Linked DNA regions of Mus musculus: region 2 is linked to region 1. A link is a loop called in an ENCODE intact Hi-C map of the cell type or tissue named here. Cell type or tissue: heart. All regions are shown on one strand. Links, peaks and the distances in the headings refer to the core of each region. The heading gives the core; the rest is flanking DNA.

What was found. Peaks named below come from ENCODE experiments on the same cell type or tissue, not always from the same donor. Only the 100,000 strongest peaks of a DNase experiment are listed, where the experiment ranks them.
Region 2: it touches region 1 in a loop (2.0-fold over the local background); 2 of 42 quality-filtered maps call a loop at or near these places.

What each region holds. Positions count from the first base shown.
Region 1 is chr11:63,019,200-63,031,827 of GRCm38, reverse strand. No RefSeq gene overlaps it. Among named protein-coding and RNA genes, the nearest start is that of Cdrt4os1, 21 kb to the right of the region's middle. In heart, for the core only: no CTCF peak of the experiment used is centred there; DNase peaks (open chromatin) are centred at 4,997 and 6,237.
Region 2 is chr11:63,109,689-63,122,316 of GRCm38, reverse strand. Gm36926 (a long non-coding RNA gene) reads left to right here and starts at 3,058. Exons shown (of 3, transcript XR_388733.4): 1 at 3,058-3,300; 2 at 4,602-4,669. In heart, for the core only: no CTCF peak of the experiment used is centred there; a DNase peak (open chromatin) is centred at 6,996; H3K27ac peaks cover 847 bases.

The DNA.
Region 1 (12,628 bases), core at 4,025-6,524:
GTGGTGGCCACATGAACAAATATGATAAAATTATATCTAATGTCAGTATCCTTGCTGTGATGTTGAACTATAGCTTTGCTAGATGTTACCACTGGGTGAGACTGAGTAAGGTTTTTTTTTCATTAAAATTTCACATGGATTTATAGTTTTCTAACAATTAAATGCTTGACTCTTAGAGCATATCGCATACATTGACTATATAGCCTAATCAATTACATTCCTATGCATTTGTTCCTAGCACTAAAGACATACAAATTTGTGCTCAAAGATGTATAACAGTGTCAAGTATCATGACCTAAACTTTCAAAGCAGCACCAAGAATCTTGGTTTCATCAACAAGTGAGTACAGAGAAGTTGTGTAAGAGCACATGACAGGATATAATTCAACAATAGAAAAGAATTAACTACCTCTCCACAGACAATATGGGTAAAGTTTAAAGCAACTTATGCCACACAAACGGGAGAACACGGCATGCTTCTTTTGTATAAAACGAACCAATGCAGACAAATCTAGTGATAGAAAGCAGATCACTAGAGTTAGGGCAGGGAAGATGGAAGACCTGGAAATACGAGGGTGTGACCAATATGTTCATCTTTCTGTGGTGACTGTTTCATAGCCACATATTATGGTGCTGATCTTCATTGTCAACTTGACTACATCTAGAATTAACTAAAACCCAAGCATATGGGTACACCTGTGTGCGTAAGTGGGGGCGGGGTGGGGGTTGTTTTTTGTTGGTTGGATCATTGAGGTCAGAAGAATTTCCTAAATCTGGACTATATCTTCTGGTAACAGCCCGTTTAAGAGGACAGGGAAGAAGGAAGCTTTTGGGTTTTGCCTGCTTGCTCTCACTCTGGCTAACACATTCATCTATCCTGAGATACCCCTTTGCTGGTGTTAGCACCTACTTCTTCAGGATTTCAATGTAGACTGAAAACTAGTAGCTCTTTAGGATTTCCCTGGGACTCCAGCACCAGATTGCCACTGCTGAGACATCCAATTTCATGGGCTGAGCAAGCTCTGGATCCTTCACCTTTCCTCAAGAGACAATCATTGTTGGACCACCCATATCATAGCCTGTAAGCCACTCTAATAAATCCTTCCTCATATGTGTGTGTTTATAAATACATATGGAGGGATATATATCACATATATCATATAAATGAGGAGGGATTTATTAGCGATAAATGAGAATATATATATAAGAATATATATACATATATACACAATTCTATGAGTTCATTTCTTTTAGAGAACCCTGGCTAATACACATATATACATATCTAAGGAAAACAATATAGAATTATTAATTGTAAGCCAACTATACCTCCACAGAACTATGGAATGTAATACCATGGCTGTGTGCCATTGGCTTGCTCATCTTCATCAATGGACCCTAGACTTTCCTGGTTCAGTCTTCCAGATTAGGTTCCCCATGGCTCTTTTTCATTTACTCATTTAATAGTCACTACATAAGTTCCCTTCATGCTCCTACATCTCTCTGTGGGAGTCTCTTGGAGTTGACAACTCTTTTCTTGATCTTCCCTTCACCCTCCCCTTCTGGCATCAGGGTTCCAGCATTAAAACCACTTTTCAGGTCCCTAACACTACATCTCAGATGCTCTGCCACAGCCCACCTCCTCATGCAGCCCTTCTCTTACCGGAAGACATTGGTAATTGAGATAGATGCTCCCTACCATTCCAAGTGGTTTTAGCATGGCAAAAACTATTAGCTCACTACAATTTGGATGTGAAATGTACTCTCCAGACTTGTATGTTTAAATGCTTGGTCCCCAGCTGGTGATGTTGAGTGGGAGGCTGTGGAAACTTTAAGAGGTGAGGCCTGACTGGTAGAAGTAGGTCAGTGGGAGTGGACATGGAGGGTAACAGCCCCTCCCTGCTTCCATCCAGTCTTTGCTTCCTGGTTGGCCCTGCGAGATGTTGCACCACAAGCTTCGGCTACAGACTATCCCACTCTGGCTACCACGTTATGCTCACACAACGGGCTTCACCCTCTAACCCCGTGAACCAATAGGACTCTCCCATCCACAAGCTGCATCTATCATAGTGAAAGGAAAGTCACGTACTCTGCTTTCCTTCCCTGGGAGAAGAACCTTGACTTTTAGCTGAGCCTACTGCTGACCTGGGTCCTTTTGACCTCTTCGACCTTAGGAATGGCCTGGAAACAGAGATGTGACCACTGAGACAAGAGCAGGAACACCATGTGGGACTTCCTGGAATGAAGGCTGCTGACACAGCTACAGGGTGGGTGAGAGGGGGTTCTGTCCCCTTTGTTGCCTGGAATGAGGAGGTTCAGCAGAGCTTCAGAGGTCAAGGGCTGGGTGGTGAGAAAGACATGTGCAGCCCTATGTTCTGGTAACCTGATACCAGGAGTCATCCACCAGACCAGCCTGAATTGCCCACTTCTGGATATGTTTTTCTTGCAAGAGAAATTACAGTTCTGATTTCCCTGAGTCACGGTTGACTTGAGGGTTTTGTTCTGTGCCTCTGATCCGGGCCCTAGAGAACTGGCTTACCCTCTCTTCTGTTCCCATGACCCCTCAGTGGCCTGCTGCATTCTGCTAGGATTATCTTTCTATGTTCCCATTCTCCCTTGGCTGAGAATTCGGTGAAGGAGGAACCATATTTTAGTCCTCCTCAGATACCTCCTACCTTCCTTCCCAACACAGAGCAGGCACCTATTTAATTTTTTTTTTTTTTTTGCATGTTTACAGGAAACAATTCCAAGGGAAGACTCAGAAGCTAGCAGGAGTTGGCACACTCTGTGCTCTTTGTCTCTGGAGTAACTCTTCTCTCTATAGATAACTCATGGTGACAGGGGCTGGGACTCCCCTTGATGGCCAAATTGAACTAGCTAGGATCAAAAGTATGGGTGAGAACAGCCATTGTTGGCACTCTGCACACCCACCCAGAGCCTTCCCCCTCACTCATAGAAAACAAAGTCAGGGCTTTGTTTAGGCAGAGCGCAGTTACATTTCTGAGTTCTCAGACACCAACAAAAAGTTTAGGGGTGGAGAAACGCACCCACCCCGCCTCCTTTATTCCTTGCATTTCCAAAGCTGTATTTACCTGAGGCATCCAAAATTCTGAGAACATTTGGCCGCCACCTACCCTTTCAGCAGCCACGCATCCCACCACCTCTGAACTTTCTGCTGAATTTAGTCTTTTATTTTTTTCCTGTAGCCTAGCTTACTTAATAAAAATAATTCCTCCGGTAAATGGCAGGCACTTTGCACCAGCTGGGAATATAAAAATAAGTTGTGATCACATGCAGAGTTTCTGTATGAGATATACACTGGGCATGATTTGGATAGCCATTGTATGTGCTCATGAGCCACACACAGTAAGTAGTCTCAAAGGAGAAACACTTGAATTCTGAGGCCGTCGGTACAGGGTTTTGGGGAGTAAAGGTGTGGTGCTGGCACTTGGAGGACAAGCAGAGATCACCTGGAGAATGAGGGAGGGCTGGGTACTGTGCAGTTGAGAATGGGCTGAGAAATGCCCTAGAAGGCCTTGAGTGTGTGCTGTTATTGTTCCATGGGGGAAGGGTGCTCAGAGGTGAGGCTAGACTGGACAGCCTACACAGCATTCCAGTCTGGCCTTTTCCCTTGCAGATAGATTGCTAATAGGGACAGTTTTTGCTGGTGACACACTGCAGTGCCCACGCTTAACCTGCTCTAGGCCGGTAACTCTGGCAGGACCACAGAGGATGCAGGAGGACAGGGGAGAAGAGAAGCTCTGGACAAACTCTGGGGCAAGAAGGCATGATGGACAGGAGTGGGCAGGCAGTAACAAGAGGAGACAGTGAGGCCCTGGGGACAGCAGCACTTGGTGCCTAGTGAGCATGGGTGATAGTTGGGGCTCTTAAACAGAGTGTGTGGTTGGTAAATTTGAGGTGGAAGACACTCCGCTATCCCCGCTTTTGTTTGATATTAACTCTCTTGAGAGATGAGGTTATGGGTAGAGGGAACAGGCTCCTGAGCCACAGGCAATGCCTAGCAAAGACTGAGCACAGGGGAGATGTTAACTCTTTGTTTTCCATTGTCATCCCTACCCCTGCCCCACCCAGCAGGATGCTAACTCAGAGTGACCTCAGCCTTCTTTAGTGCCCCGAGACCATGCTAACCTCTCATTTTCATATGAGAGCCCAGAGCAGAAGACATGTCGTATGCAGTTGGCATTGCATGAGCATCTCTGAAGTATGGGGATGGACACTTGTCTCCTGGCCAGCAGATGCCCCATCACATCTTGGTCAACATGTTGAACATCAGAGGAGGCCCAGCATATAAATGCCAGAGCATGAGGAGAAGGGATGAGAAAAATGTTACTCCCGTGAACTAAAAGGATTCCAGGATAGCACACTGCTATCAAACAGACAAATCCAGAAAGTGTCAGCTGGACTCAGGGGCAAGGAGAGGGGCACAGACACATGCATAATAACTAGAGCCACAGAAAGAGTTACCTGGGCCAGATCCATGCTTTACCAGACCAATCTCTGGGGTAGCTTTTCATATGCCCATGTTCCCTGGAAAGAAGAAGCTGGGGGCTAAGTGTAGCAGCAAATAGCTAGAACACAGTGTATGCTGAGATAATTAGCCATTTATGCTGCTTCATGAACACACATCGAGAGGACCAGGTGTGGATGGCTTGGGTATATCTATCTGTTTTCAGAAAAATCTGTTAACAGAGAAGAAAGAAGCTAAGGGAGCCATTGGAATCTGGATGACTGGGCTGATGCCCAAAATCAAGGAGTGTCCTGGCTGTGGTGGCTAAAACAGTGTCATCTCTCCCAGAAAACTGTCAAAGTGGCTGTTGCCAAGGACATCTCCTGGCGGCTGTGTCCCTGGGCTCAGGGAGGATGGCGTAACACTGACTCAGCTCCCTAAGTCTGCACTGGCAGTGCCTCGTGCTCCTTTGCATCTAGTACTGGGCAAAGGGTACTTTATCTGGATGGCTCTCGGCAGTAAGATCTGCTGGTAACGTGCTAGAGTGCTTGAACTAAAGTAGACTTCAGGGTGAAGTGGCTCGGCTCGCCCTTGGCTAGAGAGGAAGTGTCAACCCAGCACGACAGTGTGACTCATGCTCAGAACTGTGTCCCAGCCAAGGAGAGCTGTGCTGTAGCCAGAGATGGGTGGCCCGAATAGCATCTAGAAAGTCTGTCTGTATTCATCCAGCCATGGAGAGGAGAGCAGGGAAGAGATGCAACTGACAGACAAGTCCCCCAGAACCCTTCTGATATAGCAATGGCCCACTAGCACACCTGTCACTAGTCAGCAAGGCTAATTCTCACCATTCTGGGTTCAGCTCCACAAAATTCTCCTGGCCACTATGCCCTAGGGTCCTTGAAAGTAACACAGAAGTTCCTTGAAAGGTGCTATGGGTCTTTTGAGTAGGCCTACTCTTATAACCCTATATCCCTTGACACATCAGGCACTCTGAGTCTGGTCAACTGAATCATTTGCCCCCAACTGGAATGACTCTATTTGCATCCTTCTGTAAGATTCTTCCGTAAGAGCTGATTGAATCTTCTCATTATTACGTTTTGATGACAAGCATCAGCTAGCTTCTCTCATCTGATGAATTTGGGCCAGAGTTCTCTGATTTCTTTTTTTATTTAGTGAATGCAGGTTAATGCCTCACAGGGCATCAGCCATGAAGACCAGTCACGTATGAAGAATCAAATCATAGTCTATTGCCTGGACAGCAATAGTGTGTTCTCAGGTCACCGTTTTCTCTGTCCTACCTTCTTCCAGGTGCCTCTCCTCACTTTGTTCCTGTGCTCAGGGTCTAATGGGTCTCCTTATTCTTTCTTTCCTAATAAAACTCTTCTCAAAGCTAACTTCCTAGGGAGATGTGTTAGAGCAATGTTGTGGGGCTTAGCTGTCCTCTTCACACAACACATGAAAGGGAGGAGGTGCGGACTGAAAGAATGCCTACACAAAATCACCTTCTCTTCCAACAGTTAGAGGTAGCGTCATCGTCATCGTATATGGCTCGCTATGCCTTAAGAGGAGGCCCCTCCCAGGGTGCCTTTCAGCCTCTGGGAAGTCTGTATTCCTCAGGGCTCACTGCTTCCTCACACACAGACTACTCTGGATTTCATCTTGTCCTTGTAAGAAGTTGCATAATCGTAGGCTGTCACATAAATACTCGTAGACTATAATATAAACAACACCCAAAGCCTCTTGTTCTGTGCAAATATGCAGTGTGATAAACATTGGCTGGATGGATAATGATTGCTTCCAATTTGCCAGCTGTCTGGATCTTGGTCAGGATTACTGCTGAACAGTTTCTGACATATAAAACATGGACTGTTGAGTGGGTTCACATGTAATGATTGCAGAAGAATGGGTTGGTTCTATTGAGCAAATAGAAACCTGTTACATGGTAGAAGTTGAGGGGGATGCTGACATGTAGGTCAAGAGCTCGAGCCTCTGTCTGCATGGAGATGATTTTCTAGAGTCAGTTGTATTTTATTCCATGGATAACTCGTCTCACTCTGAATATAACTAACTTGAGGATTTGATCCCCAGTCTACCAAAGAGGAATGAGGTCAGAAAACACAGCTCGTGTCTCACATGCTGTTAGATCTGACCTTAGATCTGTCTGCCTACAACACCAGGGGCATTTCTGCTCCTGGTAATCTTTACAAGGTCCTGTAAACTTTCCTATGAAATAGCAAAGCACCTTCTTGAATGTGCCCACCTAAGCTGAGCAGGGAGTGCAAAATAGCTGCTACCCAGAGGCTGAGGGCTTCCACAGCCTAGACATGGCCTGGGGTCTCCCTGCAGTATGAATGTGGGTTGGGTGGGGGAGTCAGACTGAGAAGAAAAAAGCTTGGGGACCAGATGTCAGGAGACAAGTTGTCACATCTGATTGAAGGTTGGTTTCTAAGTTTCTCAGAGCCCCAGAATAACAAGCTGGATAGTAGTTCTTCAGTCAATGAGACAGTAGGCACTGTTTAGGCGCTCAGGTGGGACCTGATTGTATAATCTGAATGTATTCCATGCCACTGAACTGTCCTTTAAAAATTACTAAGTTAGTGCATATATTTTATACCAAAGCCAGTAGAAGAGACATAAAACAATAAATTCAAACAGAAGAGGCATCCAATGCCATCAGTGGGATGCTATGGATCTCCCTTTAGATTCCAGGCAAAAGAAATATCTCTGTTTCAGGAAGGCATGCCTTGAAATTGGATTGAAGAGGGCTGAAAATGAGAAATCCAGCAGCAGCATTCTCTGCCCACCCCCAGAGCCCATAGGACCAGCTCTGAACTCTCAGGCCACTTCATGGTCAAAGGTTGGTTCACCCAGGCACCAATCGTAATTATTAAAGATAACAGCTAGCATTTGCTGAGCCCTTGCTCCCTGCAAGGCGCCAATGGTTAGCCCTGCACTTCTCAGATGATAGGGCTGAAGTGCTGGGTCCAGCCTTAGGGAGGAGCCAGGACAAGGCAGGGCAGCAAGACTACAGGACTGAGATTATCCAGTGGTCTGCCTGGCTGCCTTCCTGGGTGGTCCCCCTCACAGTGAACAGTAAGTCCAAGATTGTGGATGGTTGAAGACTGATAACATTCCAGAAATTGCTTAAAAGAATGTGTGTTTCCATTTAAAGTCCAGTTTGCTTTGTAATTAAGATTCCCCCCACAAGAATTCAAAGCCCTGGGACTTGGCTGTTGTAAATCCAGGGTCCTAAGTTGCCCGAAGTGTTTGCATTTATAAAGAACCACAGTCCTTGGTGAGGGAAAGCAGAGCTATAGGAATTGATAAGCCCTTGCCCTGGACATGGGAAGGGTCTTTTTTGTGAGTCTCGGTCCCACTGAATCCTCCCATTGTCTTAGCTCCTTACTAACAGACCCCTTAGTTACTGATAAAGCCCAGGAACCCTCTCCCCCGCTGCCTGGTCCCAACTTCTCCAGACATTCAGTTGCAGGAGCCTTTTGCAAACACAACATCTGGTGTCTCATCCTCCAAACAACCTGGCAAGGGTCTGCCTCTTTGAATCCGAGCCCTCTGATATTGTCATTGTTCTCCCAGCTCTCTGCCTCTTCATTTCTCATTCTTGTCCACTCTTACTATTTCCCATAAGCACTAGCTAAGCCCATCTCGTCAAGAACTGGCAGGCAATTGGCCTTTTTGGCATCTGCATTGTCATGACTCATGTCTCCCATTACCAAACCTCCATCGATGCGAGGCCACCACCTCCTGCAGCACCCAGAAGCTTGCCCTCAGGAGATGTTCCAAAATAGCCATTTGAGTATTAATTCATTGTCCTAGTGTCCCTCAGTCCAGAGACCTGCAGTCTCTTTCAGAGCAACGATGTTCTGGTTTTCCATCAGCATGCGGGCCAATCACCTAACTGCAGAGAGGGGGTGATGAGGGAGAGCAGAGGACTCTACTTCTTAAAAGGGTTCTCATGGGGTATTCCTCTCTTTGACTCTCACTTCTAGAGATGTGTGGTACTGCTGCACTTCCAGAATGTTTGGAAGGTTCTCTGGTTAAAAAAAAAAAAAAAAGGCTCTTCTCACACCACCACCCCCAAGATTAGAAATAAGTTCACTAAATTTAATGTTACTATTTGTCTATTTGTCTATACATGCACCCCTCCCCCCCCCCATTTTCTTTGTTCTTTCAGTGTTCTCCCATCTTCTTTAGTCTCTCCTAACTAATGTTCATGAAACATGATGACCTACGCCCATACCGCCCCTTTTTTCTCAGTGCTGGGGTTGAACCCAGGACCTTGTGTATGCTGTGCAAGGACTCTACGATTGAGCTGCATCCCCAGCTTCCACCTGTCTATATAGACAGACATCCCAACTGGTCATTTGGCCTTTGCTGCTAAGGTTTTTTTTGTACCTGATTGTATCTGTCATACCCCAGCTATATTATAGAACTCAGGTCAATCAACCAATCACGATGCCTGCCTGCCCCTGTAGAATGCGATTAGTCTGATGATACAGAACCAAGAGGCTGAACCCTTCAATGTGTGTATATGGGCAAGGTGTGGGGTCAATTGAGCTGCACTTTCTGCCATGCCATGAATTTCCTTTTGGGTCTGTGGCTCCTGCTGGATTGTAGTCATCCACTGTCATCAAGGCAAACCCAGCCCTTACTAGGTGTTCTCAGTACCCAAAGGGGAAAACAGAAAACCTTTTTGGTTGTAATACAACAGTCAGAGCCTCACACCATACGACCTTCCCAGAAAACACCATGGTAAGGGGGTTACTTCCCAATAGTGGTGGAGTTAGCAAACTCCAATTCTCCTCTGAGCTTCTTCATGTCTAGGTTCATTCATCTTTCCTGAATGGCACTCTCATCTGCCAAGCACCTTGGAGAAAAGGAAGAACCCATCTAGGCACATTGGTGGTTCCTTCCTTCCTACTGGTATTGTTGGATTTAGTCATACTGGTGAAGAGTAAGAGGTCTTGGTTCAAATAACCAGAACTGTGGTCTTTGATCTCAATAGGTCCCTGAAGGGCTGTGTTCTCAAAGTCCATCCTAGGAAGACAGAAGCAGAGTGACTGATCCTCATGTACATAGTTTTCACAGAGGAATGTGCAACCTATTGCGTATTTGAGAGGAGTTATAGAGAGCCTTCTCTGTACAAACTCTGGGTTAAGGTTAGACTTGGAGGCACAAGAGTTGATGTTAAGAAAACAAACAGTTTGTCCTGCCCTATGGAATTCAGGATTAGACCTGGAGGTGCAAGGGAAAGCAAACAGGTTGTCCTGCCCTACAGGAGCCTAGAATCTACAGAATATGTGACCAGGTAAATGGGTACCATCCCCACAGCAAGCATATGCCAGGCTGGGAAAGAGTAGCTTTCATCTCTGGGATAGAGGATGGCTCTTGTTAAAGGCAGTGTCTCGCCCTGGCTTACTTTCTGTTGCTGTGATAAGCATCATAACCAAAAGTCACTTGGGGGAAATTTACACTTGCAGGTCACAGTCTGTCACGGAGGGAAACCAGAGCTGGAACTCAAGCAGAAACCACAGACACTGCTTACTGGCTCTCCCCATCTCTGGCTGTTCAGCTTGCTTTTCTTTACAGTCCAGACCCACCTGCCTAGGGATAGAGCAGTCCGCAGTGATCTGGGCCTTCCCACATCAATCAGTAGTCAAGAAAATAACCTCAAAGAAATGCCCACAGGACAAGCTGATGTAAGAAATTCCTCAATTAGGGTTCCCACTTTCCAGATGTGTCTAAGCTGACAACCAAGATTAACCTCCACGTCTTTGATTTATATCATGACTGAGACTGTGGTAAACCCAGGGCCAGGGAAAGGCCCTAACTACATGTAGAATTCTCACCCTGTTCCATGTGGCCAAACCAAGATTAACCTCCACATCTTTGATTTATATCATGACTGAGACTGTGGTAAATCCAGGGTCAGGGAAAGGCCCAAACTACATGTAGAATTCTCACCCTGTTTCATGTTGCCAAACCGCAGGGATGTGGTGGAGTAATGGGAGGTGAGAGACACCAGGCCTTGCATGGGTTCAAAGGTCACACAAACAGCTGGACCTGGGACAGAGTTGCTATTCACAGGGAACTGTCTCTGGTTAGCAAATATAAGACGAAGGTCCTCAAAAGGAAGGTAGGTTTTGGTGATTAATTTATTTAAGGTGAAGGGCAGGGTAGAGTATGGACGATGAGCACAATTCTTGCTGGCGTCTGTGTGCTGGCATGTGCCAAAACAGCCCTGATGCTCGGCCAGATTTTCTCTATTTAAGATGCAACAGAGAGAGATGAGGCCTGGGTCAGACCTTTAAACCTGTGAGTTCCAGGCCAGGGCTACAGAGAGAACTTGTGTGGGAGGAGTGGGGGGAGTTGGAATGAGGTTAGAGATAGACAGGCACAAAGAAACAGCCAGCCACTCACACACAGGAGGGGGAGGGATAGCACCCTCCAGGACCCAAGGAAGGCACAGCTGGACCTTGGCTCCATCAGCCTTTTCTCAGCTCCTCCCACTAGCACTTCATTACCCAGTTCCTCTTTTCATCTCCACAGACAAGGGGAAGCCAAGCAAACCCATCTCCAGATGGGTTTCCAGAGCATGACAGACTGAGCCCTACTGCACTAATGGAGTGGGATGTGAGCCTCTCTCAGTGCTGTGGACTCCCAAACAAGCCTGTGTTGGGGGCCATAGCAGCCTGCAAATTCACCACAGGACCCTTGCTTCTGAGACTGTCTCCAGGCATCCGGTCTGCAGCTCAGTCTGCCTGCTCATCTGCTTCCTCTCTTTGGATCCTAGTTCAAAAGCTGTCAGACCCCTAGGTCTCTGATACTCTTCTAGTGACAGGGCTAGCAGCCGGTGTCTCATCAGAACCCAGCTTCCTATATGAAGCCTTATCCTTTTAGCACCTCAGTATGCCTGCAGTTAAAGGAAGGGCTTTTATAGTGGCAACCAAATTAGAGTGAGGCCGAGAGGGTGGGCCTTAGTTCTTTATTACTGGTGCTACTATAAGAACTGCTCAGTGGGACACAAACCCACACAGAGGGGAGTACATCTGAAGTCACAGGGAAGAGATGTTATCAACAAACCAGGAGACAGGGTCTTAAGAAAAGAATCCTGTCCAAATGTAGGTTTCAGGCTTCTAGCCTCCCAGACTGTGGGAAGAAACTACTTCTCCAGAGCACGGCAATGCTTTGACACCATTTAAGTCACCTCATTTGTGGCACTGCAGAGAGCAGCCCAAGCAGACCTCTAGACATGTGCTAGCAAAGACGTGCAAAATGTGCAATGGGTATGGAAGGGTAGGAGATGGGCCCTGAGGAACAAGGAAGCTAGCCTGGAGTTATTCCTTCAACTCGAGCATGGGGTGGCTAGGTCCATATCTCTGATGTGCCCCTCCTGAGTGAGAGTCACTCCATAGAGAAGTTAGATGAAGAAGATGCAAGCAGATCCAGATACAGTAGGGGCAGACATGTGGAGTACCTGGACTGGTGTGGGGGTGGAGGAAGGAGCCTTTTGATACAGAAAACAAGGAAAGCAGTGACAGGCAGTGACTTGCAGTAGGGTGGGGCTACAGGGAAAGAGACAAGTTACCCAGAAGGGGAGAGGGGGAGTAGAGATGGGAAAGAGGGTGGGGTAGAGCAAAGAGGAAAACAAAAATGTGATTAGGCTCTGCTCCCGTGGAAAGAGCAACCCTCTTGTGATCTGTAACCATTACACAGTATCTACATGCATCAAATACCATACAGAGCTCAGTGGGTATGTGGGAATGGGGTGCAGCAATAAAAAAAATGAAAGTTAAAAGGTTTGTAGGGCAAGGAAGGGACCAACCAGAAGCTGAAAACTAGGAAATGGGGATGGAAACAGAGCAGTGATGGCTCCAGGGACCAGCGAGCAAGCCTGGCCCTTCTGCCTGCTCGTCTGAAATATTGATCTCAGTAGCTGAATGCATAAACAATGCAGGAGCCCAAGTGCAGGGCATCCGCTGGCTAGCTCTTAAGAGATTTTCTGTGAGAGTGTTCCTGGAAGAGGCAGTTAATACCTACATTCACTTGCCCTGCAGTTAATTGTTGAATAGCAGGCCAGCTCACCTCCTTCTGAGTCCTGTGCTGAGATCTTGGGTCTCTGAAAAGACCTCAGGCCTCAGGG
Region 2 (12,628 bases), core at 5,837-8,336, 89 kb before region 1:
CATCTGAATTCCTCTACCACATGAGCTGCTCAATTAGGATTCCTGGGACATTTGTGAGTTTTGTGTCTCAGGGGAGTGAATTCATGAGCCTTCCCTGGGGGATGGGCAATGTGATATCTTCCCCCACCTTAGCTCCAAGATTCAGGATCACTGAATGTCACTGTTGAAAACATTGGCCTACATGACCTTCTCTGGCATTAATGCTATGAGCTTCATCCACGGAGGAAGTGGACCATAGCCATCTCAGAAAATCAAAAGGTCGATTTCAAGGCAGGAAGCCTCGGCTAAGAAGTCTCAACTAGATAACTTTCCAAAGATAGAAAACAGGAAACATCAATAGTACCGAACCCTGAGAAGTCCCAATCAGTTTTGTCACTATGAACCCAGGTGAGAAAAGGGAGAGATGTGCCTGGGATCATGTGATGATTGAGTGTTGGATACACAAAGATCCTTATACCCACAGACATCCAGGGAAAACAAGAGCATCAATCACGCAGGGGGTCTCCTCAAAGGAGGGAAGACCTGTTCTTCCATTCAGAATGCTGGGAATTAGGGGTGATTGACAGCCTGGTGATCTGCATTATTTGTTAGACCAGTTCACATCAAGCTTGTATAACCAAGACAGGAGGTGGCTGGCAATCTCAATGGCCCTTACAGCCACGCTTCCAATACCAGGGCCAGAGAGATTAATAGTCTAAATGACCCCTAAATTATCTGCATAGCCAGAGGTTCCCCAAGCTTCCACAACAAGAACCAGAGATGGCTAACATCCCAAAGGACCCAGACCCTTCCCTAGGCCCTTATGCTAACACACGTAGCCTATCTCTAGGACCCATCTTCTTGGGAGAAATGACATGCATCCTGGATTGAGTTTTGATGTAATTATGCTTTCTTGTGAACTGGAGATTGTATTACATCAGGAAACTTTTCTAAACGGTTCTGTGTTTTAAACATGCTGGCAATGAACCACCTGGCATCAGACTCCCCAAGCCAGCTCCAGGTTGATGAAGTCTTTCTGATTTTTCATTCTCACTGCTTTGCAGTCCACTTCCTCTCCTGGATGCCTGCAGGGACCCCCTCAGTCAAGACAGACAGAATCACACTGTTCTCAGGTCTTCAGGATCTGCCCTCATGCATTTCCTCCCCATTTGACAGCATTTCCTCTCAGTGAGTGGCTTGCTGTGGTCTTTCACAGCTAAGATGGTGCACAAATGAACCAAGGATGGCTTTGGGTATTAGGTTATTTAGCTCACTGTACGCTTAGATTCATCAGCTCAAAAGCCTAGTGGTTTCAAACTCAATGTTTTATACATTACACTATTACAAAAGTAGTTCTGACAATCATATTTTTAGCCCTATAGTTTCTACCTTCTTTGCATACATACATCAGATCATCATCTACCTACGGACAAAATGGAATCTTATGCTTATAAGATCCCCTTTCTGATGTCCCCTTCCACAAGAACTCCCTATCCTCATCTCTGTGTGCTATATCCCCCCCCCCCACACACACACCCCAGTAAACCTCAGGCTATGAAGCCTCTTCTATGTAGTTCCATCTGTACACTGCCAACAAAGTTTGCCATGTTCTACGGTCTCTTACTGTCATGGAGTTTTCAAATGCCCATCCCCAAAGTCCTTTGAGTGAAGACTCACACATGGGTGGGTGGTGGAACCCAGTGGATCCCAAGATCACAGAACTCAGCAATGTCCCAAGGAAATTGAGGAAATGTCCAGAGGAAGTGAGTGTCAGGTGCTATCACACCACACCTTCTTCTAATAATCCAGCAGATTGAATTTTGAATCCAGTGACACATTAGAAAAATTAATGAATACCCTCTTAGTTTGTCTTCTATTGCTGTGATAAAACACAGAGCAAAAACAGATGTGGGATGAAGGGGTTTAGTTCATCTTACAACTCTCAGGTCACATATCACTGAGGAAAGCCAAGACAGGAGCCTGGAGGCAGGACCTGAAGCAGAGACCATAGACAGGTGCTGCTTAATGGCTTGCTCCAGAAAGAGCCTTCACTACAGCAAGCTGAGGGTGAGGAGGAACTCATGGGCTCCTCCGTTTGAGGCCAGGCAAAGGGCAACCAGGAGCACACACTTGTATGTCAGCTGGTGGAAGTCTATGCCATCTGTATGTACAGACGACACTGCAGGCATGTGTCTATCCCAGGAACCGAAGAGCCATTTTGACTCTGCAGCTCTGGCATCTGGTCCTCAACCCTTCTCCCGTAGCACACAGTGTGTGAATTCCTGGGTGGAGCTGAAACAGGCTGGCCATCTACTAGAAGCTTGCCACTTGTAGTATCAGTTTCCTGCCCACACCAGCGCTGCCTTCCATCAAGGAAACAGAAGCCTTGCTGAGGTCACTGGACTCTGCTGATTTCTTCCATGGTGAGAGACATCTGACTTTTTCCAGGTGGTGACTAAGTGTATTTGGCATCCACGGCACTCTACGGAGCCCGGACTTTGGGACAAGTGTGCTTTGAACATCTTCAATTCAACTATGTGATGAGAAGCAAGACTGAAGTCCTCTTAAAACAATATTCAATAGATATTTATTGAGCAGCAACTGTAGCCAGAGACCAACACCATTGTTCAGCCCGCAGACACTTCTCAGCCCTAATGCTCACCTCCTTCAAGAGATGGATTCTATTTTTCCACTCTTTAAGTTGGCATCTATCCATGCTAGTGTGATATTAACGGTGCAACATGGGAAATGCTGTAGGAGGAAGCCCAGACATGCTTCTGGGTTGAGAGCTTTTGGTGTCACTTGTAGGAGTTTGGCATTTGTCACTGGGCTCCGACAAGGAAGTAGGTTCAGATAAGAATATTAGAAACGGTGACCGTGGGGCTTTGGTTACCACTTTACTTAATTATTATCTTGTGTGATCGCTTGGCTTCCTACTTTGCTAATTACTATCTTATGTGATCATTTTGTTTACTACTTCACTTGATTACTTTGTCTTTGATCTCAGAACCGGCCGTGGGTTTTTTGGATGTACCTAGAATGATATAAAAGCAGACTGGGAAAGACTAGAGCTGCTTCTGCCTCAGTACAGGCTGAAGCCATGTTATACTTTTCTCTAATTGCTTTTCTTCTTTTTCAACCCTCACTTCCTCCCTTGAGACCCTGTCGACTGACTGAGCTGGTTTGCTCACTTCTGGAGACTGAGAGGAAACGCGATAGGAGATTCTCAACCACCATCCCAGCTACCTGTGCTAAGGTCCCCCAAGTACACCAGAGTCGGACCTGGAGCAGAGGGACGCCAATGAAAATCACGTGAGAATGGTGAGAGCCAACCACACGCTATTTTAGGCCAATAAATTTGGAGGTGGTTTTGATACACAGAACAAAGTAACTGATACACTAATAACCCTTGATCTGGGAGATGGGTGCCAACCATGTTACCCAGGAGTTTATGACAATGGGAAGAGAGGCAATGTCCCCTGTGGTAGCAAACTAATTTCTTCTTGCTCCAAAGCCTCTGAGGCTTAGAAATTTACTTTAAGAGTTGATTCAGCTGCATCTCCAAAAAACTGAGAGTGACAGAAAGCTCTAGAAGCTACCTAGAGGCCTGTGGTACTTGCTGGTCTTATGGAGACTCTCAGAGCTTTCTGAGAGGCTAGTTATTCTGAGGAGTCACTTGTCAATCTGGAGAGTCCTGTGTGTGTAGTATGCTCTGGGGCTCAATGGAGAGCAAGACTTTCCTGTGAACTATTGTTATTACTGGGGACTTGCTCGTTATTTCTAGTTCATCTTAATTAGTTACGTGAGCCTGTAAGACGTGGGAGACGGACATGTCCACTGAATGTCATAGGACATCAGAGTGCTAAAGAGCTGGACAGGATAGGGAGAGGAGGTAGAGGAAGGGGAGAAAGTAAAAGGAGGAGGAGGAGGAGGAAGAGGAGGAGGAGGAAGAAGAGGAAGAGGAAGAGGAAGAGGAAGAAGAAGAAGAAGAAGAAGAAGAAGAAGAAGAAGAAGAAGGGGGAGGGGAGAGGAGGGGGAGGGGAGGAAGAGGAGGGGGAGGGGGAGGAAGATGAGGTCTCTGCTTACCTCTGGCGGGCCTTTAAACAGTCTGTGAACTTGCACAGGTCTGTGCAGCCTCTTGAGTAGTTTTGCTGGAAAATGAGCTAAAGCTGGCTCTACAAATGTATAATCTCAGGCCCAGAGTCACAGCACTACACATATCTCACACACTAGACTGTTAACACTATTCTTTGGACACAGAAACAAATGACATTTTTTTTTGGTCAATCTTCATAAAAAGGCCGATGAAAACCAAACAGAAACCTGAACAAGTAGTCTTAACACTTAGCTCACCACAGGCTAGAAGTTGGAGCAGGAGATATAACTCTACAATTATCCATAGACCTTAATTCTTGCCTAAAAGCTGTGTTAAGGATGCTAGGCGAGGTCTGGCAAGGAAATGCAGAACATCCATGGACTGAGCTTGAAGACGTATGCCCCTCAGATGCTTCAAGACAACAGAGATCTGGCATGAAGGAGATGGAGACCCCACATGACACAGTGATGCTAGGCTCTTGATTCTTCTCAGCTCCAGGAATTGACTCATGGGTTTCTTCTTGCAGTACTGAGAACCCAGAGGTATGGACTTGCAATAAACTCATCTGCCTCATCTGGATTTGATCTCTCAGGGGTAAGAAACCATTCTTTGTTGACAAATTTCCAGTGTTCTAGTTGTTCTACGTCTTTTGTCTGCTGTGTTTGTGTGTTGTGTCTAGTCAGAGATTAAATACTATCTCTCTTACTAACTTGGCCAGAGTTCCTTTGGCTTTTGGGGTTGCAGGTCAGCACTTGGCTCCCCTCCAGTCATCTACTCTGAGACACCTCTTCTGTGAGTCTCCTCCTGACATCTTCCACCTGGTATGTCATGTGATACATAGAGATATTGTCTGAGCATGACATGACTTTCCTCATTGGTACTCATAAATTCTATCTGTTCTTTCTCTCAAATTCTTCTCCTGTCTGGGTAGGAACAATTACTGCCTCAGAGATCTTCATTTTGTTTCATGTCTATTAATATAAATTCCTGCTAGCTCTGAGTTCCAGTAGTTCTTTGCAATAGCACTGAGATGCTCTAACATTTAAGGCAACTGCACTAGTGACTGCCACAGAAAACCAAGCATCTCTTTTATGTAGCAGTTTCTTCACAGGTTAAAACTTTCAGCTCCAGGGAGACTCCTTAAGACAAAAACTAAATAACTCAAAATAATTTAAGGAAGTCCCTGAAACTGACCAGATTCATTAGGCCCCTCCCTCCCGAGAGTAAAGAATAAATGCTGGGAAGAGCCACTCTCAAAAGAGCAAAGCAGTCTGGAACAAGCAGGAATCAGCCAAACTGCCTGGAAGAGGCTCAGAACAACTGGACAGGACAACCTGGAAAGAATGCTCTTCAGCCTGTTGAACTGCCTGCAGGCTGTGCAGTGTGCCCCAGGTTCCCTGCTCTGTGAGCCGTCACCACGCTGAGGTGACCTTTGGTGATGCAGCTGTCTTTGAGTCATTTCTGTGCTTGTAAATAACCCCTCACCCGCATTCCTATAAGTAACCCCAATAAAAAGTCATTTGATCATTAAATAGGACTTTCGTGGTATCCACACTTTGGTCTTTTGTGGGTTCCTTTCTTGGGGTGAGTGCGACTCTCCAGGAAAAGTCAGTCACATCTCTCTCTGAGGCATTAATGATGGGAAGGCAGTAGAACTCATCTTTCTCTTGCCTTATTCTGCTTCCTACTCAGAAGTCCACACTTTACACTGTGCCCAGTCAAGCAGTTTATATCATATTTCAGCAAAATCAACATCTCTGCATGTCACGGGCCTATGAGCTTCTCACTGATTGATGAGGCCGGGAATAACAAATGAGAGGCCTAGTTTTTCCGTTATGATCATCCTTCTATGTTATAAGCTTACGAATGACTGAGGCCTCTCTTATTGCTTTGGGGGTATGCTAAGTTATGGTGTGTGAAATAAAATAGGTGTTTGTTGAGTGAATGAATGAATGAATGAATGCACAGTTAGAAAAGTGACCCTCCAAGCCACCATGTATCCTGCAGTGTGCCTGTGTGGAGAAAGGCCGTACGGCAGCCATCCAGCATCATTTCCAATCATGATAGCTAGCTAGTGTCCATTCTTGCACTTAGATTCCTAGACCATGGTATAAGAAAGGGAAGAAGATTGGAGGAAGGAAGGAAAAGAACAAAAAAAGAAAAGAATGCAGCCAGTACTGTGGGGTATTTCAACTATGTTTCATTGGTAGGTCAAGAGGTCACTGGGGTATTTCAACTATGCCTCACTGATAGATAAAGAGATAATTGGGGTATTTCAACTATGCCCCATTGATAGGTCAAGAGTTCATTAGCTTCATCACTGTTATCCCCAGCGTCACCTCCAGTGTTTCCTGGATGTGGCTGCTATGGAGGCTATAGGCTTGGAGAACTTTCCAATAATACCCAAACAAAAGTCCTCCTTTGCCTCTCTATTTAAAAACTTAGGGTTCTGCCACTGAAGACTTACCTTCATTATATTATCACCAGTTCGGACAACAAGAAAATGAAGTTTGGAGTGTAGAGAACTCCCCTCCCCAAGTCTAGCAACAACGCCACAGGGCCTTAGCTTTCATCCCATAAGGCTAAAACACTATGGTGTTTGGTTTCTAGAACAGTAGATTTAGCATTTGACCAGCAACTGCCTGGATCACAGCCAGGACTTCAGATGAACTATTTGAAGGGCTCTGATGAAGCGCTGTGTGGCTGGCTATTTAGTCATGTTCAAAATATCTGAGGGCCTGAACTATGTTTATCCAGACCTGGCCATTCCTGCTCCCAAAGCGACTTTCCTGGAGCACCCTGCAGGCCTAGTCTCTGCCAGAGAATGTTCCTCTCAAGTCAGAAAAAGAGCCTGGTTGGACTCTGTATGCGCAGCTGATGGGAAGGAGGCCCTGCAGCTCACAGCTTGCAGTCAGGGCCATGGGAATGTGGGAATACACAGCTTTCTCTCCAATGCTTATAAACACTCCATTCATCACACAGCTCTCCCAAAACATGCATGCAATACTGTGACCACATGAATTCCATGGATGTCCAGCCTGCCTTCTGGACAAGCCTGGGTTGCGACATCTGGCTTCTACTGCTGCTTGCTTAGCCACAAATTCCAGCCACAGGCTGCTTGTGGTTCTGTGTCCCAGCCCTGGTCTCAGCACACACAGGAGCACAAGGATCTATGACAAATGGCAGTGGTTGCAGTACAGGTTTCCCCCCTGGAGGCAAGGGATGGCTGGGGAATTCAAAGCCATGTGACTCCTCGGGCAGACCGTTTCATGTCTAGTTATTGTCTTAAGAAGTCCCACTTACAAGCTCGGTGCTACACCTTTCGGCTTATATTCTTCTTAGAAGCTCAATGTTACACCTTTTGGCTTGTGTTCCTCTTTGCTTCCTCACAGCTTTCACAAAAGCCTGCTCTAAGCATCTCACAGCCCTGTTGTAAGATATCAAAGTAATGATCATTTTCCATAGACCTGTGTCAGTCTTCTGGGGCCAACAGACTGGGTGGGGTGGCTCAAATAACAGGAATTTACTTTCTTATAATCTATATTGTAAGAGTATAATCTATATTCCAGACCCAAGGTGTCACTGGGTTGCTTTCTTCTGGGACACCTTCTCAGGACTTTTCTCCTTGTTTAAGTCATTCATTTCAGTTGGCCAAAAGCCCTTCACGGCCTCCTGTCAGATTTGTCATCTTTACTTTAAATACCCTATCTCCAAACTCAGTCACATTCGGTGGGACTGGCAGCCAGACCTTCATCATACGAACTCTGAGGCTGATGCACCTCAGCCTCTACCCCCTTCACAGGAAAAGGTAGTACAGCCTTGGCAATTAAAGTGCAACCAAATTCCCGCTCCCCCCGCCCTCAGTCCCAATGTGATTCACTCTCCGTTCAAAGAAGCCTGGAGCCTCTGGTTTTCAAGGGGGCTTTTATTAGACTGGCTTAGAGGATTGGAGGCTGGGTAATCAGCTGACTGCCTGCATAGTGGAGATGCAGAGAATTGGTAGCTGCTCAGGTCAAGAGCTCCATCTCTGAATGGGGAGGAGCCATGCTGCGGCCACTCTGTGAGGCTGAAGGCCTGGAAACTCCCTAGACATTTACTAGTGGGAAACTGATGACGAATCTGGAGTCTAATGAAAAAGCTGGAGTCTGATGAAGAAGCTGGAGTCTGGATGTCCACATGTGATGGCAGCAGCAATAGGTACCCTGGAATAATGGCGACCACACGGACTGCCTGGTGTCTTCCACTTCCCATTTTGTTCCACCTTCTGGTTTCCTGTTGCTCGTAAGGATTCTGTTTCCCTGTGGCCTATCTCAGAGTCAAATGTCCTTTTGCCAAACCTCATCCCATGCCTCTCATTCTGTTGCCTGCTGCCCAGCCCTTCTTCCCAGAGACCCACCACAAGCAGAGCATCTTCCCGGAGCCATGCATGCTTCCAGCAGTGTCTCCTCAAGACAAATTCAGAAAGTTTAGAATAACCTGCCCATATGGTCCCCATATCCTGCTACTCATGTCCTCTCTCCCTCCCTTCCCCTAACCCTGCATTCTGGGCATCTAAGAAACCCACCAGATACTCCAAAGGTCTTTCTCTACAGGACCACTCTTGGGATGAGGAATCTAGTCCTCCCAAATTTTCCTTCCCTTGGCAGTCCCTCATTAGTTACCAAGGTTCCATCCTCCTCTTCTGTGTAGGATGGGCTGTGGGATGAAATGTGTTGCCCACAGTTTATAAGTATGGCCTTAACCTTTAGTCCCCCATATTTTCCCGTAACTCTATCTCCCTTTCCTAGTTTCTCAGTATCATTTGAGGGTCACCTCCCATTTAAGCTTCGTCTGACTCAAAGGCACAAGTGTATGCTCCTCAGCATGGTTTGCTGCTGGGTGTAATCATTTGTTCTCCCATCCATGCCATTTCTTGAATGGAACATCTCTTTTCTTGAGTGGCACACTTCCATTCTGGTCTTCTAAGCTGTTGCTCCCATGACTCCAAGAGCACAGGGCAGCCCTGTTTCCTCTTCATCCCACCACTGACTGCCTAGAATAGTGTCTGGACTTCTAGGCGAAATACAAATTTATGTAAACTTATGTAAATATAAGATTAATATAAGAGATAAGATTGGTTGTCCCTTCAAATTTGTGGATTTTGTTTTGTGGCTTTTTATTTTGTTTATTTTTATTATTTGGTAGTTTTGTGTATGTGTATAATGTGTATGTTTTAATCATTTTCGCCTCTCATTGCCCCTCTCATTCCCCTCCCTCTTCCATTGGAAACTTCCTTTTTCTCAACAGATGCCTCTCCTCCTTTTATGTGGTAGGGTCACATGCCGCACTGGGTTTCAGCAGAGTGGCTTAGATGAGAATATGTGAGAGGAACTTCCTGTAGATGGACATCAAGTGACTCTACACCACCTCCTTCCCCCAATCCATCTCTGCCATAGATAAGGATTGGGACTTGATGTCTGTCCCTGGTCCAATCTTGTGTATAATTAGTGAATTCATGAATGTCACAGCTGTGTCCTGTATAGACGATGTCTTCTGTGACACGTCTCCCCTTTCTCTGGTTCATACAATTTTTGTCCACTTTTCTGTGATGCCCCTGGGCCTTGGAGGACTTACTATAGATGCCCTATTTAGGGATGAGCATACAACTGTCATGTATTCTCATTATTTTTTGGCCAGTTATGAGCCTACCACCCACTGCAATAGGAAGCCTCTCTGGAAAAGGCTGAGACAGACTAATCTATAGGTATATAAATATTTGGAAGGCACTTGGACAATGTGTCCATTTAGTAAAATGTTATTAGAAGGTTCCCCCTTGAGGTATATGATCCTCCCCAGCCTTGGGCTCTTCTCCAGGTTTATAGTAGTAGGCATGAATGTACTCTTGTTAGACAGGCCTCAAATTCAACCAGAAAGTACACAGTTACCCCTTTAATAGTCATGTTACTGTTTTGCCAGTGGACATAGAGTGTCTGGTGAGTTATTATTGCAACATACAAGGTATACCACTGGGTAAGATTGTTGATGGAATGTCTCTTCTGTAATGGTTGGTTTTAACTGTCAACTAAACATGCTTAGGATCATGTAGGAAGAGGGTCTCAGTGAGGGACTGTGGAGAGTATAAATGATCTTGATTGCTTTAATTGATATAGGAAGAGCTAGCCTGGGAGTAGGTGGCATAATTCTCCTAGTTTGTGGCTCTGGACTGTGTAGCTAGAGAAAGCTAGCTGACTACTAAGCATGACTACTACTACTATTCATCTCTCCGTGTTCTTGAGAATTGTGATATAATGAGCCGCTTCCAGTCTCTGCTTCCCTGAGTTTCCTGAAATAATAGACAGTAGTAGTCAGAATCTGTGATCTGAAACAAACCTGTTTTTTCCCTTAGCTGCCTTTTGAATATTTGGTCACAACAGGTAAAATAAAACTAGAGCATTCCCTTTGTCTTACTAATTACTTTATTCATCATCCTAGTTGTGCTAAACTATACACAGCAGAAGTTTTCATCTTTAAATGTATAGCTCGCTGATATTGAGCACATCAGCACCATGATGCAATCCTTACCACCATCCATCCTCAGACCACTTTCACTTACAAATTGTACCCATCCCGCTTCCCCTAGCTCCTGGAAATCACCATTCTACTTTATTAAAGTGGTTACTCTAGGTCCACCATATAAATCAAATAACACGGCATATGTCCTTTTGTAACTGACTTGCTTCATCAAGACTCAGTAATGTTGTAGCAGGTTTTATAAACTCCCCCCTTAAAGACCAATGTTCCCTTGAATGAGTATATTGTATTGTTTATTTATCCATTTATTGATACTGTGTTGCTTCCACATTTGGACTATCATGAAAATACTGCTTTAAGCATCATTTTATAAATATCATTTTAAGACTCTCCTTTCAATTGTTTCAGGTAAATGCTAGAGAATAAATGCCAAATAATATGATAATCCTATTTTAAATTTTTATCTTAAGTGTTTATTTTTAATTTTAATTTTATAACAACTTCATCAAAGTACTACTAACAATGTATAAGCAGTCAATTTTTCTGCATAACCTCATTAACACTTTTATTTTTGCTTTGTTTTGTTCTTGATAGGAGGCAACCTAATATGTATAATGCAGGACTGCATTGAAATTTTACATTGCATTTCTCCAGCAGCTAGAGCTGCTGAGAATCTTGGTAGTCACTTATTGGCTGTTCATAAGTTTTTGAAGAAATATCAGCTCAAGTCCCTTTAGCACATTTATCCCATTGGATTGCTGCAGAGTTTTGCTGTAGCTGTTGGGTTGTAGAACTATGGATTAGTGATAATGGGCTCTTACCAAACACACTACTCCAGGTATTGGTATTTTTCCACATCCTGTGGGATGGGCATTTACACTCCTCCATTAACTGCATTCTTTGATTTCCAAACTGTGCCCTGGTCCAATTTGTCCTTCTCTGTGTGTGAACTGCTCTCCCTCCCTTACATGAGCCACACTATTGCTTCAATGCCACCACTGTCCTCCATGCCAGCTGACTCTAGTACTTACTAGAATGAATTACTTCCTCTACTTTTTCATAATTTGACCCACCAAAGGGTCTACTTTTGCTCTTTTCTCTAGCAGAGTGTTAAAGATACACCTCGCCATTCTTTCACTACCAGATCCCAAGCTCCTTCCTGAGGGAGAAGCGGGGGCCATCTGACTCACTGAACATGGAAGCACATGGTCCAGCAGTGGGCAGGGTCACTGTGTTGAAAGCAGTGGACACCTGTTCTCTTAATCTCCTTGGTGGCTTTTAAAGCAGTGAGGCCACCACTGGTCTGAGAGACAGACTGTTTTCTGAGTCTGAAGTCTATGACACGTCCAGTCTGTCTCCTTCTTCCTATTGATATTTTGCAAAGTGGCCCTCAGATGACAAATATGAAGTAAGGACAAGGAACTAACTCTAAAAATTCTCAAAGCCAGATAGTACCTGAGTTTTGCAAAGGTGTCAGGGCTCTTAATTGTTGTACCAACAATCAGCTAAACAAGACACATTGGAAGTAGAAATCTGTCTCTCTGGCTCACAGATGCCATAGATGTCCCACAGCAGGAGTTGGAGAGAATGCACCCCTCCCCCACACATGTGCTGAAGAAATAGGGGAGAAACTAGAAGAACTGGTCAATTAAATAAATCAGGCACCTCTCACTGGGGAGGAAATCCTGGTTGAGAGCATTGAGAGAAACTCTGACAGTGTACAGGGGAAAATTCAAATTCTCCCGAGAGTCCAAATGGTCACATTTTCTAACACTAGAAGAGGTGGGGACCTGGGCGATAGTTGACCCTAGGGATGCAAAGTTCTCTTTCACTGTTTTCACAAGTCCTAATACATCTCCAGGACACACAAACCACCTCTCATTTTAATACTCTTATTCATAGATATTCTAAATTTAAATGCCTGGTAAATTACCTTTTGAAGTAATACAGTCATTAGTTTTGAGTCACTGTGACCAAAATACCTGAGAGAATAGCTCCAGGCAGGGAGGTTGGGTCCACAGTTGCTTGGCTTCATTGACTGGG